Regions from separate parts of the Mus musculus genome. Here region 2 is linked to region 1. Evidence: chromatin contacts called from ENCODE Hi-C or POLR2A ChIA-PET data. All regions are on one chromosome and are shown on one strand. The core of a region is the stretch at or near the end of the contact, and the rest is flanking DNA. Distances in the headings are between cores, read along the strand shown.

The links. Hi-C counts contacts between places; a loop is a spot of excess contacts on that map. ChIA-PET counts read pairs that join two places held with the same protein, here RNA polymerase II (POLR2A).
Region 2: a map of left cerebral cortex shows a loop between it and region 1 (2.2-fold over the local background). The contact joins two enhancer-like sites. A Hi-C loop is called at or near these places in 7 of 37 maps with a recorded cell type or tissue (CH12.LX, Patski, adrenal gland and 2 more). POLR2A ChIA-PET finds 5 or more read pairs at or near these places in 1 of 5 experiments (Patski).

What each region holds. Positions count from the first base shown.
Region 1 is chr14:23,585,278-23,591,778 of GRCm38, forward strand. It overlaps Kcnma1 (potassium large conductance calcium-activated channel, subfamily M, alpha member 1), which reads right to left. Exons shown (of 28, transcript NM_001253364.1): 4 at 6,311-6,404; 5 at 5,364-5,475. Gm51422 (a long non-coding RNA gene) reads right to left here. Exons shown (of 2, transcript XR_003951126.1): 2 at 6,405-6,501. Among named protein-coding and RNA genes, the nearest start is that of Gm51422, 62 kb to the right of the region's middle. Within about 2 kb of position 2,374, at least 1 of the 3 ENCODE cell types and tissues checked has a DNase peak (open chromatin) inside an H3K27ac peak, as active enhancers do; it is left cerebral cortex, where a contact is called at or near this core.
Region 2 is chr14:23,623,465-23,630,317 of GRCm38, forward strand. All of the region lies in intron 3 of Kcnma1 (potassium large conductance calcium-activated channel, subfamily M, alpha member 1), which reads right to left. It overlaps Gm51422 (a long non-coding RNA gene), which reads right to left. Exons shown (of 2, transcript XR_003951126.1): 2 at 1-6,853. Among named protein-coding and RNA genes, the nearest start is that of Gm51422, 23 kb to the right of the region's middle. Within about 2 kb of position 2,589, at least 1 of the 3 ENCODE cell types and tissues checked has a DNase peak (open chromatin) inside an H3K27ac peak, as active enhancers do; it is left cerebral cortex, where a contact is called at or near this core.

The DNA.
Region 1 (6,501 bases), core at 1,124-3,623:
TACAGAGCCTCAGGAAAAGAGCCAGATCCTCCCTCCCTCCCTCCCTCTCCCTCTTTCTTTCCTTCTCTCCCTCCCTCCCTTGCTCTCTTTTCCTCCCTCTTCCTCCTTCTCCACCCCAGTGTGTGTGTGTGTGTGTGTATGTGTGTGTGTGTGTAAATGTGTGAGTATGTATGCATTTGTGTATAACCATGTGTGGACGGCAGAGAACAACCTCTGGTATCATTCTGCAGTTGCTATTGCCATGTTTTTTAATATAGAGTCTTTCGTTGGCTTAAAACCAGCCAAACTGGCAAGCCTGGCTGCCCACTGAGGCCCAGGGATCTACCTTGCCTCCCCATTGCTGGAATTATAACCACACTCTACCATACCCAGACTTATATGTGGGTGATAGGGACTGAAGTCAGGTCTCCATGCTTATGAGGAAAGCATTTTCACTAAGGGAGCAATCTTCCCAGCTCTTGAAGATACTTTTATTTTACCCTAGCCAGACCCAAGTTGGACTTCCAGGCTAAAAAATTATGAGATGAGGCACAGAGGCTGTGTTGAGGCACAACATTGTGGTGATAGGTTTCTATGTCAGTAGAAAACAACTACAAGCATCTATTATGGTGGTGAGGCTGACATGAGCCTAAGAAAAAGACTTTCTATCTTCCATTGGTTCAGACTATTCTGTGAAGTGCAGTCCTCTCCCCTCAGGGAGTGAGCTTCCTTTTCCATGGCAAGCTCTGCCCTCCACTACCAACCTCATCTGGGGCTCAGTGTTCCACAGAATTTTCTGTATCCCTGATACATAACACACACACACACACACACACACACACACACACACACACACACACACATACATATACACACACAAGCATATGCTACTCTCACTCCTCTGACCACTACCCCTCACCCCCATGCTTTCTGCTGTGCTTGGCAATTCTGAACTTAATTATATAGTAGGCAATGTTACCTACTGCCATTTCATGTCTGTTTATCTTGTTTCCAAAATAAGATTGAACCTTAGTCTCAAACAGGAACTATGTTGTGTCCTATTTTAACCTGTTGTTCTTGTTTTCTAGAATGTACACACACACACACACACACACACACACACACACACACACACACACACAAAGGATACAAAGTCATATTTTTAAGTAGATAGCCTCAATTTCGTTGTTGTTTTCCTCTATGACTGGCCACTAGCTCATTTTTCTATTTCATACTAGAGTGTTCTGTTTTCTAGTGAAATTTGTTGAAGGTGTTAAGGTCTACTGTTGGACCTAGAATGGATAAGTTCCATTCATTGGAGGCCCCAGTCACGCTCCTCATTCTGTCAGAGAGAGAATATGGGTAAAATCTGTTTAAAAACATGGCACAGCTAACAAAGAGGGAGGCTGTTTCTGTGATACTCACAAGCCAGTGCTAAGCACATAATACCTGCTCAATAAAAATTGGTTAGGCAGGGCTGTAACTGTGACTCGGGAGGGAAGCACTTGTCCAGCATAGACAAGGCCCAGGGTTTCAACTCTATCACTAAGATAATAAAAGGCACATCAGGCAACTGGTCAGTGAGTAAGCTTCTCCTATTCCATTCCTCTAACCACAGGAGATGACTTTCTACACAAACATCTACATGCACAAAGGTGGCATGGCTGACCGCGCATGGGGGTAGAGTTTCTAAAAGAACAGACAGATAAACGTGTTGTTCGTAGCTCAAAATAAAATCCTCCTCTCATTTCAGGGTGCACTTATTTTAGTGGTTGGGGTGAGGATTTTTGTGAAGGGATGAGCCCATGTGTGAGAATGGGAATTAAAACAAGCAGAGCTTTGCCGTCTGCAGACATAGATGCCGTCCCATCCTGCTGCCTTTTGTGGGGTCCCATCCTGCTCTATATGATTCTTTGGTACTTTAAAGTATGGAGGAAAAGTTAGAGAAAGAGGCTGGGATAGCTATTGCCCTGCTAGCAAAGTTTTCACTATGTTCTTAGTATGTAGCTTCCACACTAGAGCCCAGTTGTAACCCTATGAGGGAGCCGCCCTTGCTACCATCCTTTTACAGGGGATAATACTAAGAAAGCAGGACTGGAGGCAAGTAAGTGTGATCTTGCATCAAGAGACCCGTGGGCCAGTGGCTGAGGAAGAGCTAATTGAACTGGGACAGAACAGAGAGCTGGATTCTGATCTACTTCTCTCTGCTGAGTGTGATCACATGGAAGCCCTTGGTCCTCTGCAAGATCTACAAGCTGACGAAGTGCCCCGAAACTTGGGAGACACCATGCCACTTCTGTATGCTTCTCTGGTCCTCGTGGCATTTCTAGAAACTGGAGGTGGCAAAGGAGGAGTGCGAGAGAAGAGATATAGGAGTGTGCGCTCTTAAATAAGAGCTCTCCCCCTCCCTTCCGGCCCGAGGCAAAGCGTTGTGGGATGAGTAAGTGGGGATGGAGGAATGCCAACATCAAGCAGCAGAGTGGGTGCTGCCTTTCCCAAATCGGTCCTCAAAGCTCCCAATCTTGCAAGGTTAAGGTCAGAAGCTCAAGGTCAGCAAAAGAGTGCAGTGACATCATGTCAGACTGGGGAAAATTGTCCAAACAGGCTGTGTGAACTTGGACAAGAGAGTCAACCTCTCTGAGCTTCAGGTGCCTGGTCTGGAAACATGAAGTAATTAACAATTCCTACCTCATAGGTTTGATCTGAAGATTGAGAGGATTTAGGTAACAGATTGAATGGTAGGACCATTGCTGCAGCATTTGAATACTCACCATTGTTATGTTGGCTGTATTACTGAGTGTCTTAAACGGACATATATAAGTGATATATATGCTTTATTATATAATATGCAATCCTGTGCTAAGAATAAGAATGGCAACATGGTCTGGGTGGTGCATTGTAAGAGATACAGATCAGGCCCCTGGTAACCACTCTGGTTTTCAATCACCATGATGCCAGCAGTACCATGCCCCCACCCTCAAAACTTTGTGCAGTACTTCAGTAGTCTTATTTCTTGTATCTATCTTATCCCAAATCCCAGTCAGTGTGAAGGCAGTATACCTCCACTTTCCAGGATAAGGGAAAGGCTGTTCACACCTAATGGTCCTTTTCATCTTTGTAGGACTGTTTCCTGAGAACGTTCATTAGTTTCTGTGGTGGCTCATGAGTACAATGCTTGTTTCCCAGGGTGATAACCTATGTATTAAATCAGACAGAGGGACCTCCTAGTTTTTGACTAAAATGACTCTTCCGTAATAGGCAGGAAGGTTTGGGACTCCACCCAAGGGCAGTTACTAAGAAGCAAAAGCATCGTATTAAATGTTTTCTCCTGCAAGAGTGGACAGGTTCTTTTGATTGTTTTGGTTGGGTTGTTGTTGTTACTATTATTGTTGTTATTGTTAATGTTATTAATTTTATAATCCAGCATGCCATTGCTCTGTTTTCAGTTTCAACACTGATGCTTCCCATGAGGCTGCATCATTTATTGATTTCTAAAGTCCCTCGGTTCCTGCCCTTCTCAGAATTATAAGGCGGCAGTCTGTCAATGTCCTTCACAGACTGAGTGGAGAACAAGACCCAGTCACAAAGGTCACAAAGCCAATCGTCAGCTCAGCTGAGAAGGCTGGGATGCGCCAGCCCATGGACCTACTCAGGACGGAGATTTGCATGTGGCTCTCATGATCTGGACATACTGACCATTCTCAGCAAGCACATCTCAGAGCCAAGAAGCAAAACTTTCCCCTCAGCAATAAGTAAGTATGGTTTGAATGAGAAATCTGGGGCTAGGTGGCATCTAACTGAGGATATGCACACACGAGGGTACAATTACACAAGGCATCCAAGAGTGTGTAGGTGATCACTATATGTTATATATTAGAGATGCTTATGTTCTAAATATGTGACAGTTGTTTTCAAACCCAGGGCTTTGCAGGATGCAAGTACATCTTCCCACAACATTTTTAGAACATTATCTAACAATGTCTACAAAATAAATTATTCATGCTCTTTTACTTGGCAATGCCTCTTCTGGTAATATGGAAATATCTATAGGAATGGAATTTCACAAATACATGGATGATAGTGTTTATGAAAATATCGTTCAGGCTAGCAAACAAAACATCCAGGCGATCCATTAGAACCTAGAGCTAGGTCTACTACACAACAAGCAGATAACGGAAATTTCCCAAATGGCTATAAAATTTACCTTATTATGGTGCTGAAGGGATGGCCACCACGTGTTACTACAAGAGCTAAATTGCAGTGGAATATGGTTATTTGAAACAATTTCTCATAGGAACATCAGTACCCCTCTAATGTTTGGCCATAAGTGCACATCCATTTACTTATGCATGGGATGAGATGAGTTTGCAGAAAGGTGTGTTAATAGTCGGCATCTTAGGGTGGGGGTTGGGGACTCATGGAGGACAAAAGGAGGAGAAATGGCCTGGTGCTGTTTTCTTTTTTGGTAGTTGAAAGTTTTTAATGGTTAGAACATGTATTTTTTTTGTGTGTGTGAATCCCAGGGCTTTTTTTTTTTTTTTTTTTTTGAAAAATATAAGTTGTCCCGTATGAGCACCAAAAAAAAAAAAAAAAAAAAAAAAAAAAAAAAAAAAAAAAAAAAAAGAAAATTTAATTAATTAATTTTTTAAAAAGCCAAACCAAACCAAAATAAAAAAAAACAAACCTACAAGTAAAGACAGGGAATTCTGGGTAAGTACTCCAATCCTCAGTTAACTAATGGAAGCAAAACTGTTTTCATGTTAATTATAACTTAGACACAGCATCAAGGAGGAGCTGGGAGCTGTCAATTTAATCTTTCTCAGAGCTGGTTGCTTTTCATGACTAATTGTTTTACTGTGCTGGTCTTAATTCAGGAAGTGACCTGATAAGCCAAGCACTAAGGAACATTCTCCCAGCAAGGGAGTGGAGTAACCCGTGATTCCACTTGAGATGTTTCATCTTGTACGGCTTATCCCAGAAATTGCAACTATAAATAAAGCCCAAGTGTGACAGGTGGGACTTCTGGGGCACGAGATCCTGCCACTCTGACGGTTGGTCTCATTCCCATGGGCTTCTTTAACCAGTCCTGACTCTCAATTCCTGAATGACAAGTGACATAAGAGTGAACTGTAGAAGTCCCAGCTGTGACAGTGATGACCACGGGACTTAAACAATGATGAAACTATACCGTCTAAAGCTCTGCCTCCACAGATTCTCCTGGGCTGTCGCCATCCAGTTCTGACACCCCAAGAACATCATCCATGGCCACACGCAAAACTGCCTATGCATAGCCACAGACCAGCAAAAGAATCCTTCCTGGACCCTATATATCTTTAATCTATCCTGCTGAAGAGCCAGTGAAACGGCAAAAGAGACCGACTTACCAAGCCAACTTCTGTTTAAGTACACAGACACAAACACAGGAGGGACTGTGAAGAAATCTACTACTGAATTCACTTCCAGCCAGAACCACAGCTTATCGTTGGCTGCAATAAACTGGAGGGAAAGAGAAAATAAGACAGAAAAACAAAATGAGAAGCACGGTGTCAGCATTTAATATATGTCCTTTTGTCAAAGGATAAATGTTGGGTTTCTATGGGGTCTGCGGGGCGACACTCTGCTCTTCACCTAATCTCATGCTGTTCTGTACATTAATCACTAGCTTGATTTGGAGAATCCACAGCCTTTTGTAGGAAGTGACTGACTATATGCCACATTAGCCTTAGGGAATGATCAGGCGATGCGATTTTCTGTGGTTTCCAACAGATGCCTAGAGAAGGTTTAATTCATCTCAGCTTCTTGGCCTTTCTGATACAAATCTAACTATGAATAAAGCACATATATGTGCACTCACATTTATGTGCACAATTCAAATTTTGCACACAAAAAAAATCTCCATAAGCCTAATCTAGTGTAAACTCCCTAATCCTACAAGCCTTCACTCCTCCTTGACCCCCACGTCCCACCAGCCTTCACTCCTGGTTAACCCTGATAATTGCAGTCTCGACATTCCTAAATATACATTTGTGAGCTTAAGTGTTTTTCAATGTACTTTGTAATAGAAAAAAATACAGTCATGTTTGAATAGCAATGAGTCAGCGTACCATTGCTTCAAACCCTTCCTTGAACCAAAATAAACCCATGTTTCAGAAAGCTCTCAGCTAAGTAGATCTTGTCCACAGACCCTAAACCAGAACACAGGTCTCTTGTCCACCACAGAGACCTCAGGCTTCACCTTGCCTAGGAAAGCAGTCGTGGGTGGAGGGTTATCCATACGTTTAGGATTCTCATGCCCCACTGTGGTACTACTGGAAGATGCTGCCAAACTTACCCGCAAGCCAAAGTAGAGGAGGAAGAACACGTTGAAAGCCATGTCGATCTGTAATGTGAAATCTTTGTAGAAATTCTGGCAGGATTCTATTGGGCTATTAGACAGGAAGAAGAAAAAGCAAGAGGTAAATAAAAGGCCAAGAAAATATCGCCACAGCTTCCACAATGCCAGGAAACGGTGTGTGGGGTAGA
Region 2 (6,853 bases), core at 1,339-3,838, 38 kb after region 1:
AAAGCAAATCACAGTGTTTAGGGAGTGAAAACTTCTCTCTGGGAGACAGGAAGAGGCAGCTCTAGGTTCAGCCACCAAAAAGAAGCTGTTGTGTCTGGGAAATGCACCAGAGGCTTTGTGAAAGATTCAGGTCTCTGTGCTACAACGACAACTGCTTAATCCTCTGAGAAATCCATAAGAATAAGAAAATAAAGAGTCATCTTTGAGCATCACAGTGTATTAAATCCCATTTATAGATTTTATAGTGAAATGGCAAGCTTAATCAAAATCAGCCTCCAGCCCCTACTTCTTCCCTTACTCTGCCTCTCCTTGCAACATGTTACAAACGAGGTCTGGCCATTTCAATCAAATAAACTCTGACATTGCCCTACGACGCACAAAGATGTCCCAGGACAGCCTTCATAACTAGGTTCCAGGGACCTGCTGTAAGGCCCAGTTGATCCTGTGTCAGCAGCCAGCTTGTGTTCACCTGGGGTAGCTGGCTACTTAATGTCAATGGGAAAGTTCTAGATCCTCTAGTGGCTGGGCCTACCAGCACAGTTGCAATGATTCTAGGACAACCCTGATAAACTGACTCTTACTTTATTGACCAGGACTCAGATTCAGAAAGATGGAGCCAGGAGAACATTGAGACCAGAGTGCCTTGTCCTTGACATTTCCACTGCCAGGGGTAAAGTTGCTCCTTCCCCTAGGAAAAATGAGCATCTACCCTGAGGAGCTGAGTGAGGTAGGGCACTTAGGATGCGCGCCAGCCTCTCTATAACTGACTGTATCTTGTAATCGAGTATGATGTGTGCTAGCTCAATACTTAACTATATTGAAACAATGCTAGGGTTTCTCTTTGTTTGCACAGAATTACCATTTTGGAAACTATATATAGTGGGTATGGGTTTTTCTTTTAATCTCATCATGTAAACCAAAATGTGCTGCCTTTTCAGATGACACTAACCACTATGGTTTGCTCACAAAGATGCTACCCAGATGACTCTTGAACATCTAGATTTTCAGTGGTAAAGTCCTTATCATAAGTCTCACTCCTCAGCTAGAGTAGCTAGCTGTCTATTTCACCACAGTACAAGTGCAGGAAAGTGAAGATCTGTCTAGACTCAGCCAAAAGTGAGACTCCCAGAACAGTAACTCTACAGATACTTCCTTTATTAGCCACACAGACATTAGGACTGGAAACTCAGGAGTCAGGCATCTCGGGACTAAGGAGCCTCTGCCAAGGCAAATACTACTCATGAGTTCATAGCCTCCAGTATGGATCCTTTGCCCTCCCTCTCACACTGACTGGCCACAAGATCCCCTCCCTTCCTCACTTGAGGTGTCAATCAGCAAACCAAGATCAGCTTTTTAATTAGCACAGTGCAAAAGGAATACACTGACATCAAGCAGAGATCATATACAAAGTAGACTGAGGAGCATGAGTCCTGGTGGTACGGGTTCACTTCCTAGAGATCCATTAAGTCACGGTGGGAAGGGCCTATGAATTACTATACTATGCCACCATTCCAGAATATCTAGTAGAGAGAATTCCTAAAGCAGATGGCCAGCATAAGCTTAGTGGTCCCAGAAGGCTGTGAGCTTTTTGCCCATCACATGTCTGCTATGTGCTTGGTGCTATGTTCATGACTACTTAAGGACATGATTGCCTTTCAGAGACCAGCCAAACTTAATCACCCTACTCCTTTTATTTGCAGTATGTGTGCATGTTAGTTTTGTGGACCCAGACACACCTGAGTCCTGAAGCTGTGATTAGTTTCAGATTCAAATTCAGATGTCAATTATTCCAGTTCCTTTCGTGACCAGCAAGAAGTAGCCCAGTCCTACTCCTAACTCCTGGTTGGATAGAGGGGTCATATTTCTTCTGGATGGTCCCTTAAAGTCTTTCTACTTTACATGACTGACTTTCAAAGTACCATTTGGAGGATGCAGATGGACCCATGGGTTTAAACATCGCCTCTTCTTTGCAGTTCAGCGTCCAAGTCCCTGGATCCAAATAGAGAGCACAGGCAAGCTCATATAGTTATTTAGGTCTTTAAGGGACAAGACATCAAGTGTGGAGAAACCTTACTGCAGAGAGATAGAGCCGACTATCAGGACAGCCAGGCTGCTCCCCGACAACGAGGAAACCAGGACACCATCCAATGATGACTCAGGACCATCTCCCTTCAGTTGCCACAGGAGTCCCACACAAAGGACACAGAGTCTCTGAAGGCAGAGTTCCCAGGATGCAGACTCTGGTGGTGTCACCCATCATTTGGATGGTTCTGGTTTTATCTTCCTTTACCAGACTTTCTCACCTAGAACAGTCTGATTCTTACAGAAGCACCTCGCAGGCTTACGAAGAGGCTTTATGAATTAGTAAGGAAACAAGATGTGGATTAGGACATACTGGGCTGTAGTGGGACAGTAAACACATTTTCATTGCTAGTGTACCAATGCTACCTCTTGTCAAGCTCCAGAGGAGATGGCAGAAAAATCTGTCTGTCTGTCTGTCTGTCTGTCTGTCTGTCTATTCTCTGGTCCCGGGATAGTCTGATATGTGCTCAGGCTTAGTAAATGTGCCATGAATGGATGGAGGAAGAAGCCAAAAACAAACCCACAGCAAACGGGTACTGAGCTATTTATGCAGAGCGCTGCAAGGCTGGGGAAGCATTCAGAAGCTCCTTCTCATGGTGTCTAGAGACAGAGGAGGGGGCCAACCTGTGGTACCCTGCAGCAGGAGGAAGCCAGCAATGTGAGGAAGGACAGGGGGGATGCATGTTGTGTTAAAGGAAAGATGGGGCCTTTTCCAGAAAAAAAAAATGAGAAATGGAGCATGGCCCACCTGTTTCTACCAGCTCAAGGGGATTTCCCGTGTTATGGAAGAAAGCAGGAACCTCCCAGGAGGCCCTTTTATGAAAACCACAGGAAAAGCTAATTCTAGTGTCCCCAGTAATCCTCTAGGGTAAACTAGTAAGGCCCCCTTCTCCAGGAGCCTCTTTCTCCCCAGCAAACGTTTTAGTATGGCAGCAAAGTCATCCTGCCTATCTGAACCTAGCCTTCAAGTCACAGCTCAAAGACCAGCCTGTGCCATGGGATGAGCAACTCGGGGAATTTGTCCTTCCCAGGGTCTCAGGAAATGGCAGGGACCAAGAGCTAGCAGGCACTAGAGGCCATTGAAATAAAGGCTGGATGCAAAGGAGCACTGCAACACTGACCCTGGCACTGCCCATGTCCCTTCTGATAGTGCTATGATCCCCTCTCGCAGGACCAAGGCCCTAGCATAACAACTCTACAATGGCACCAACCCTGAACCCAGGTTTCTAAGTCTACAGGTATTAACCTGCCAGGGCCTCAGGGCCTCTGTTGCCAAGTGACACACAACATGTAACATCTAACTGCCACTGCAACAGACTCCTCTCCTCCTAGTGTGTGGAAGAGAAAGAGAGACTCTGTTCAGCTGGAAAAGACAAAATTCTAACAGTCACTTAAGATTTTTAGATTTGGTATTTTAATCTCTTTTGAAATGCCAAATAATATTAAAGGAGGGCATGCTATTTTTATGATGGTTCAGAAAGGGTCACAGACTAATGACAGGTTGAGAACATTGCCTGGAGGTTCTTGCCCTTGCTATGTGTACGCATTTCTGTTCTATTTATAGCTGACATCAGTTGCTGCGTTCCTACACAGTTTTACATGGAAATACCACCAACCAGAACTGAGAGGCACACGCAGCCCTTGAGGCCGCCTCCTTCTCTGAGATCTTGAACATTCTGAACTCTGCTGGTCGTTTCTCAGCAATAGCTGATAGGAGCTGATCAAACACATACGTCAGAACCCAAATCCCCTGCCTCTTTTTGTCTTCACCCACAAGACCTCCTATTTGGCCCATCCTGGCTTCAGATCCCAGCCACTACCTACCCCCACCCCCACCCCATTTCTGAGACAGCAGTAGCAGGGTTCTCTATAGCCAGACATTTGTCAGCATGATTGGGTGAGGTTTAGCAGAAAAGCAATTTCTTACTGGGAAAATCATTTATCATGGACAGTCTGTCGAAAACAGTCTCATTGCAAACCCTTCCCTGGGATAGAAGAACTGACAACTGGCACTAAGTAATCTACAGCAGGGCCATGGGGACTCATTCATCTTTTGCTTGCCCAGCTCAAGACGGGACGTGTCTAGCATAGAAGTATCAGTCATAGCTGCACCCAAGAGATTCCACGGAAAAGGTGATGGGCTCTGGCGACCATCCCGTGCTTCAGGATGTACAATGAGAGACTGACTGTGTTCTCCATTTTGCTCAGAGGTGGGATGGTGCATGTCACTGTGGGGGTGGGGGTGGGGCATCTTCCTCACTTCAAAATAGGCTCCCTTGGCACTTTCTGTTTAGCTTAAAAACCAGACCTCTCTTTCTTAGTGTGTAATTATGAAAAGGCTTATTGCTTTTTCATAATTCAACTTCCCCTTTGCCTGGGGCATTATTTTCTCTGCCAGACCATAGAATGTTGTTTATAGCATATTAGATAATTACTATGTGTGTGCTGTTTCCACTGACGTCAACACTCTGGAAACAGAATACTGGGCAATCTGAGGACCATGGAGACAAGGAGAAGCAGAGAGATTTCCCCCACTAAATTCTTGCCTTTTGTGGAGGAGAGAATTAGTTACAAATAGAAAAAGTAATATACCTCATTAATTATTGAATGTCTGCCTGAACCCAGGTTCTGGCTTGTGAGTTCGGTAAGTTCTAGAAGATGCTTGTGGGTTCCATGGTACTGTGGTTTTAAACTTTTGGCATCAGGCAGTGACTTGGAAGGAACAGTCAGATGTAAGTTATCATGTAAAGCATGTATTCTCTTAGGACCAAATTAAAAGTCTTCTTCATAGGTGTTTAGTTCTTAGCCCACTTCAGAGTCACACATGCTTATAACATTACTACACAAGTCTTGGAACAATTCTAAACCACCAAGTGTAGTACATGAGATATATTCACACAAAAACTGCCCTCTGGTTGATTTCATTTTGCTGTCATTTTCAGAGATGCGGAATTCTAACTTTAAAAGAAATAATATGATTACAGCCAACACTACATGTAGAGACTAACGTTTACAGCGGGAGTTCAATCTTACTTTTGACGAGTCAGCTTTATCTTCCAGGCTCAAAAGAAGAGATATTTACAATAGACTTTTAGGACAGAACATGCTAGAAAGAAAGTATCCCTGAGATATAGTGGGTGGCTAGAAGTCATACTGGGTAGAAAGTGTAGATCGCTGGTAATATAGACACCATTGACTCCTCCAAAGAAAGGTGCTTGTGGCCAAGAGCTTTGTGTTTTACAGTAAATAAGAAGGGTGTGTTTTGAAAGGAACTTGAGCAGCAATGACAACCGTGGACAAGATAGAAAGTAAACCCACGTAGGAATAGCATACAACTGTAAATGGTTAGAGCGGTTTAGCTTTGGGATTCCTCAGCCAGTACTGTCTCTTTCACCACCCTCAACTGCACCATAGAATAATCATATTAAATTTTCATTTTCTAATTAACCATGATTTGATATGGGAACCCATCCCAAAGAATAGGTTCTATGGTGAAGTCCAAGCTAAGGAGAGCGATGTGAAAACTGGCAGAAGCCCGCTCTTTCTCTCTTACTGGTGTGCACAATTTCTTCAGAGTGGCAAAGCCTGGTAGGTCCCACTTTGCAGTGTGTGCACCACACTGCATGTTTTTTCAGATGAGAAGAAACACGTGCACCTTTGTGTTCAGTCAGGAGTTATCCAGATTTGTTGGCCCTGTTGCCATTAAAAATCAGTCCATTGTCTCTTTCCCCCTAAGGGACTGGCACACAGGCTCCCAGGGGAGCAGTGGTTGAAAATCAGGATGACATTGAGGGCTATAAATCACCCAGCATTGCTGGGAACCACCCAGCCTCTTTGGCTCCAGGCTCTTAATGCAAGGGAAACCTGTCCTTCCTCCCATCCATTCCTGCAGAAGGATTCTGATCTAGGAACACCCCTGATGCTACCAGCAGTGTATTTTCTGCCTTTGGGGAGTGTAATAGATTGGCTGCTTCTCAGGATGAAGCAGGTGACCTCACTGTGCAATCAGATGACTTTTTAAATGTCTAGAGTTCCTTCATTACATCCACTACACCAAGCAACTCAGTTCAACACACTTGGATGGACAAGTCACCAAGGCAGGCTTTCCCTTGGGACCCAGGGATGGAGGAGATGTGACTATTTTCTCTATTAGTTCTCTGACACTATCTAAGTTCTTCAGTGCCTATGCAAAGGCACGCTCCTGCTCTTTACCATTTATATATGTGGCTGGGGAACCTATACTTGATGGGCACACTTTAGGAGCAGAGTTGAAGTGAGTCTTTCCTAGTTAATCTGAGATCTACTGCCACTGAACAAACAGAACATGGGCATGAACAGTCACAGCCTGGGGTGAAGCAGGACCATGCTTTTTCCTTGACTATGGTTTCTGTCTTTTATATCATTGTTGTGTATACATGAACATGTGTGTGAAAATGTGCATTATTGTGTATCTATATGTATGTTTTTATCTATTATCTATTAGATGATACAATGGAATCAGTTATCCCAACAGCTTCCAAAATAGCTCTCCCCGGGGCTGCTGGTGTTTAAGTTGGCCTCTAGTTCTCTGTGTTAACTTTTCATTGCTGTAACAAAATATCTGAGATAGACAACTTAATAAGGAGAAATATAGAGCTAACACAATGAAGATGACTGAAGATCTGGGTTCAATCCCTGGAACCTACAGTAGAAGAGGAAAAGTGACTCTTACATATTGTCCTCTGACATACTACCACATGTGTGCTGTAGCATACAAATGTGTCCATGCATA